Regions from separate parts of the Homo sapiens genome. Here region 1 is linked to region 2. The links are chromatin contacts, found by Hi-C or POLR2A ChIA-PET in ENCODE. All regions are on one chromosome and are shown on one strand. The core of a region is the stretch at or near the end of the contact, and the rest is flanking DNA. Distances in the headings are between cores, read along the strand shown. Region 1 has its middle 110 kb from the start of LINC02521. Region 2 has its middle 190 kb from the start of LINC02521.

The links. Hi-C counts contacts between places; a loop is a spot of excess contacts on that map. ChIA-PET counts read pairs that join two places held with the same protein, here RNA polymerase II (POLR2A).
Region 1: a map of PC-3 shows a loop between it and region 2 (3-fold over the local background). The contact joins two enhancer-like sites. A Hi-C loop is called at or near these places in 5 of 168 maps with a recorded cell type or tissue (Caco-2, HepG2, PC-3 and 2 more). POLR2A ChIA-PET finds 5 or more read pairs at or near these places in 1 of 52 experiments (GM12878).

The regions. Positions count from the first base shown.
Region 1 is chr6:2,521,331-2,524,211 of GRCh38, forward strand. No RefSeq gene overlaps it. Among named protein-coding and RNA genes, the nearest start is that of LINC02521, 110 kb to the right of the region's middle. Within about 2 kb of position 1,386, at least 3 of the 41 ENCODE cell types and tissues checked have a DNase peak (open chromatin) inside an H3K27ac peak, as active enhancers do; they include PC-3, where a contact is called at or near this core.
Region 2 is chr6:2,440,528-2,443,507 of GRCh38, forward strand. No RefSeq gene overlaps it. Among named protein-coding and RNA genes, the nearest start is that of LINC02521, 190 kb to the right of the region's middle. Within about 2 kb of position 1,629, at least 2 of the 41 ENCODE cell types and tissues checked have a DNase peak (open chromatin) inside an H3K27ac peak, as active enhancers do; they include PC-3, where a contact is called at or near this core.

The sequences.
Region 1 (2,881 bases), core at 136-2,635, 81 kb after region 2:
GGTTGTGGTGAGCCAAGATCGCACCATTGCACTCCAACCTGGGCAACAAGAGCAAAACTCCGTCTCAAAGAAAAAAAAGAAATTACTTCTTTCTGTTTTCCTTACATTCATTCTGTTATTTTTCCTCAAGCTCCTAAAATGCAGGCTTAATGTACTTGCCTTCCATATTTTATTTTTAACAATATGAACATCTAAAGCTACTGTTTTTCTCTGAACGCTGCTTTACTGGCACCCCATAGGCTTATATATATATTGTTCTAATTATCATTATTTTCTAAATATTCTGCAATTTTGATGTTGATTTTGATTTTTCATTGACAGAAGAATTAAAAAAGAGTTTTCAAAATATTTTAGTGGTGGTTTTACTTTATTTATTTATTTTTTGGGATGGAGTCTCGCTCTGTCACCCAGGCTGGAGTGCAGTGGCATGATCTCGGCTCACTCCAGCCTCTGCCTCCCAGGTTCAAGTGATTCTTCTGCCTCAGCCTCCCAAGTAGCTGGAATTGCAGGCATGTGCCACCACGTCTGGCTAATTTTTGTATTTTTAGTAAAGACACGGTTTCACCATGTTGGTCAGGCTGGTCTTGAACTCCTGACCTCAGGCGATCCACCCACCTCGGCCTCCCAAAGTACTGGGATTACAGGTGTGAGCTGCTGCACCCGGCCCTGTTTATTTGTTCTCTAGTTTCTAATTTTATTATTGACTTCTTATTTTATTGAATTATGATAAAAATGTTTGTACATTTTAACTTAAAAACAATTGATGTTTTCTCTCTGCCTGACTTAGTCCATTTTTATGACTATTACTGGATCATTTGGGAAAAGGATTCGTTCATTCTCTAATTTGAGAGTATAGCATCTGACATATAGCAATTAGATCCGTTTCATTACTGGTTTAGGTCTTGTTTTTTTACATTGTATGTGTGCACATGTGCTTGATCTAACATGAACTGAGTTTCCTATTGTCGGTGAATTTCTGCATATTTCTTCTTGCATTTCCTGTGGGTTTTACTCCATCAGTGTTGGTGCTGTGCTGTACGGCGCAAATTCATAACAATTATATCACTATTGGGGATTGCAAACTCCAGCATTTTAAAGTGTGTGTCTTTGTGAATTCTATGATCCTACCACTTAAAGCACATGTGTTTGAGGGCATATTTTTATAGCACAGCTGTTCTGAAAACACAAACCAACCAAGGCCAAGGAAAGACAAGAGCCTGATTCTTTTAAATTTATGATGATAACACTAAAATTCCTTCTACAAAGCGAGCTTCCCGGCCTCAGAAAATGGCTTCAGTTCAAGTAGTAGGATCTTTCACAAAAAAATTCTCTGTCTACACATATTTGAACCTTTCTGACCAACAGCAACAACAAAAAACATAACACAACAATGTAAAGAGCACATTACTCATGACTAATCATCTAACCACAGAGGGAACTTCACTTCCTTCCTTCTTCACCACGTCCCCTTTTCCTCCCCAACCTCGCCCCCCTCTACCTTCTCTCTTGCTGTCTCCTGACGTGTATCCCTTGAATAAATGTGCTTTTTCCAAAGAAGATCGCTCCTGGCTCCTGCTCTCTCGCAGCTACTGACCAGTTGAACTCAGGGCGCTGGGTCCACTGGTGATTATGTGTGGGCTCCCACAGGTGACAAAAAGCCCATCTGGACTGCAGGGTCTTTAAACCCCAACGCTTCACACGTTCAACTTCTCACCCTTGAGAGTCTGTCACTTAGAGTTTTATTTTTCTACTCCCACTCTGTGCCACTCTATCCTGTAGACTCATTTTACAAAAGCAGCAAAATCTAAGTCTGACAGGTAATCCCATCTCTCCAGATTAGATGAGCTGGAAGCAACTTCTTGGCCCTGACATGTTGTGCAGAGGCACACAGCCAACCTTTGAAAGAACAAATGGGGGAAATTTGGAAATAGAGAAAGAGTGATGTCTCATGACTGTTACTATGATTTAGATTAACACATCTTTGGCCTGGGCCCCGGAAGTTGGATTTTCTTACAAGGTGGACATGTATCAACACAGAGCCTGCAGAACACGTAACTGTACAAGGCATACAGTGACCAGGAAGGGCAAAGACTCGCTAGTAGGCAACACTTTATCCTAGGGCACATAAGTATCAGAGAAAGAGGACAGAGCAGTCCTGGAGTCTTTCAAGTTGGGTCAGATCACCATAGATTTTGAACAAAATTAGTATCTTGGAGTTTATGATGACTGGGTTATGAATGCACCTATTAGGAAAATAGCCTATAATTTTTAGAAACCAGAAGCAATTGACGATTATGGATGTTTTAGTATTTTATTATGAGATATTACCTATTGGAATTTTTTGTTTGGGGAATTTTAGCAAGATATTAAATCAAGAATAGATAAACATCCAGATTATTGGAAAACCTTGGTGATGTAATTTCAGGGTCACTTTGCTACGTTAACTCATGGAGCATCATCACAGTACTACCAGAAGCAGGGAGCTGGGCAAGGTCCTGCTTGTTTACTTGCCTAAGCATAATGGCTGAATTTTGGAAATGATGAACAAGTAAGCTTGAAATCAATCCCCAGTGACCTTCGAAAACATATCACTAAATTAATATTCACCAGTAGATATCACGCATGAAAGAACAGACACATCATTTCTGTTTCTGATGGGGTTGCAATGACAAACTTATAGATGGGAACAAAGAGCTAGCCCTTCACCTCAGAATTGCTGCAAAAACATCAAAACATTCTCATTTGATAGCTGTCAAAGACCAAGCTAAATGAAGATATAGACAGGTGGTTTCAAAGTTTGTTAAATATCTTTGCTAAATAATATTAGCAATGGCCCTTGTCAACTGGAAGAGATGCCCTAACCCACCACCTAACTGCCTGC
Region 2 (2,980 bases), core at 379-2,878:
TTGTTTTTAATGTATTTAACTGTAATTTTATAACTGATTTTTTAACAATTACATTTTTAACACCTGTTTGCCAATTCCTAAAAATTTAAAAACAGCTCTCATGAACTGGTACAAGCTAGTTTTATAACACAACTGACATCCACCATGAATGGTCTATTGTAATGAACAGTAAATATCCCACATTGCAGGACTCCTTAGAGAATTGAATATAGAAATAGACACTGTTAAACACCATGTGAGAGATGAACATGCATTTCTGAACATAGTTAACTTATGGTCCAGGGAAGATACTTTTGGAAATGTTGATGTAAATGAACAATTCAACACTAGGTGCTCTGATTCTTTTGACTACATTTTATTCTCTCTCTTGCTCCATAGCCACCTACACTCTTACTTTCACCCTGACAATCTGTTTTGCTGTCTTTGTCTTCTTTCTACCTCTCCCCTGAAACTCATCTCTTGGACAAAGGAAGCCCTCATTATTATTATTATTTCATAGACAGCAGCCAAGTTTAAAATCTGGACTTATGGGTAGGAATTTTGGAAAGGCTGTAATTTCTTTCTTAGTTGGTGAAAAGGGGCTTTTGCCATTATTCTTTCCCAGACTTCTTATAAGACTTACACCATCAAAATTGTCTCTCACAACATTCATACTCTTTGCAGCTTTTAAATCATAGAGAAGATGGAGACTGTCTGAGGAGCTTGGCCAGGCCAGCCTCTGGGATACCGTTTGACATCAGCTCCCTTTTTGGTGGTCATATGCATGTGATTTGTCCCCACATCCCCATCTGTGCTGACCTTCCTCCCACCACTTACTTACTGGGGCTCTCGGCCCTTGTTAACAAGAGTAGGAGCAGCCAAATAGTTAGGGATGATGTGATTTCCCCCTTCACTCTCAGATGGACGATAGATCACAGACTCGCTATCATCAGCATCCCTGGATCTCGTTTGGGAAACACTCCTTTTTATGACTTTAGACTACGTTTATGTCAATGAAAATCATCCCCAAGCTACAGGAATTTGACTCAATAGCTAATTTCTCTTAATTTGCCCACAGCTGTTTTACCTGTGTTGACAATTTTCCTAAAGAAAAATGTTACCCCTTGTGGAGTTAAAGCCTTTTTCAATTTTGCCAGCATGTCAGAAATAAATGGCGTGCTAGTGCAAAGTTGCTTTTCAGTGAACCATGATCTTGCCAAAGCTGCATGTCCTCCCACTACATCATGGCTGTGAAAGGGAACTTTTAAAGCAGGTGGTGCCTGAGGTTTAAGGCTGGCTGGAGACAAAAACAAATGGAGGAGGCAACTGTTTTGAAAAACTACAACTCCCGTGTGGAAGCCCCATTTGGGAATCAACGTTTTAACCTACAGTGGTTGAAATACTTAATTAGATTCAAAGTAGAAGCTGGCTGCCACAAGACACCATCTCACCATTCCTTTATGAGCCCTTTAAAGTTGTAACTCAAACTTTTGCAAGTCAGTTTTAAGGCAGATTTGTTGACACACTTGTGGATGGCCAAAGTCAGGCTGTTGGTTTGCTTATTCAAAAGAATGGAAATTGTCTCTATGTACACGGTAACAGGGCTGTGATTCATAATCACTGCCTCTCAATGTTATGCTTTATTTCTCTTCCAGAAATAGCAATACACTTTCTTTCTTTAGACATTCTAGGTGTTTTGGAATACATAGATTTGTTTACTTTTTTACTACTTCTAAGATTGCTGGTCTCATTAGTGGAATGAAGAAATTCAAGTTGAGTGTTATCCTTCCTTGCATCTCTAACTCCTGAGGCAGAGCTGGTTGGGCAAATGTCAGGAAGTGAATGAGTGAGTGATGATGGTAATGGGTGAAGTCGTGTTTATGGTCATATACAGGGCTGAGTACCAAAGGTCAACATTTCCTTTCAGTCAGTAATAGGCTCACTGCTGTTAGATAACAACTAATATTTTCAGGGGAAAAAAGTCAGCTTAGAAATGAAGATTTATCTTTCCCCACCCAATCCCAGAAAATGATTTTGTATTTATTTTGATCTAGGCCCATTGTTTTTGGCTGTGATTCAAGAAAAGTAGAACAACCCTCTTTCCAAGTGGGAATTTGGGGGCTGCTATCTTTCTCTATATTTTTAAATCCTCAAAATCAGTAGGGGTAATACTGCCCCCAGATGAATAAAAATTGGTTCTTAAGGGGTGTGTTTTAAAAATCCTTTTTATATATAAGTCACAGATATACATATATGTAGTACATAAACACTATATCTGTGATATTAGAATCATACGGGGGATTGATTAGGGAAGATGTCTAAAAAGGGTTCCTTGGCGGAGGGGTGGTAATGAGTAAAAGATTGAGAAACGCTGTTCTAAATGGTCACTTTTTTTATAACTTGCTATTTGTAACACTAAGCATAGTTTCAAAGTCCCTGATTCCATTTACTCATAAAGAGATCCCGTAGGTTGGACAGGGTAGAAATAACAGGTATATCAACTATTCCAATTATGTATTTGCTAATCTTTTTTTTCTTTTCTTTTCTTTTTTTTCTTTTGAGACAGTCCCAGCCTGGAGTGTGGCAGCACAACCTTGGCTCACTGCAACCTATGCCTCCTGGGTTCAAACGATTCTCCTGCCTCAGCCTCCCAAGTAGCTGGGACTACAGGCAAGTGCCACCACACCTGGCTAATTTTTTGTATTTTTAGTAGAGACGGGGTTTTATCTTGTTGACCAGGTTGGTCTCGAACTCCTGACCTCAAGAGATCTGCCTGCCTCAGCCTCCTGAAGTGTTGGGATTACAGGTGTGAGCTATGGCACCTGGCCTATTTGTCAATCTTAATGGCCAAAACGTAACTATGTTATTTCAAATAGCTTCAGTGTTGCTATTAATTTACAGATTTATATCATGCCTATGTTTACATTGGTATGTTAGCTACGTAAATATACTCCCATTACAATTAATAAAATTGATATAATCTTTTTGAGGAAGAAAGAAT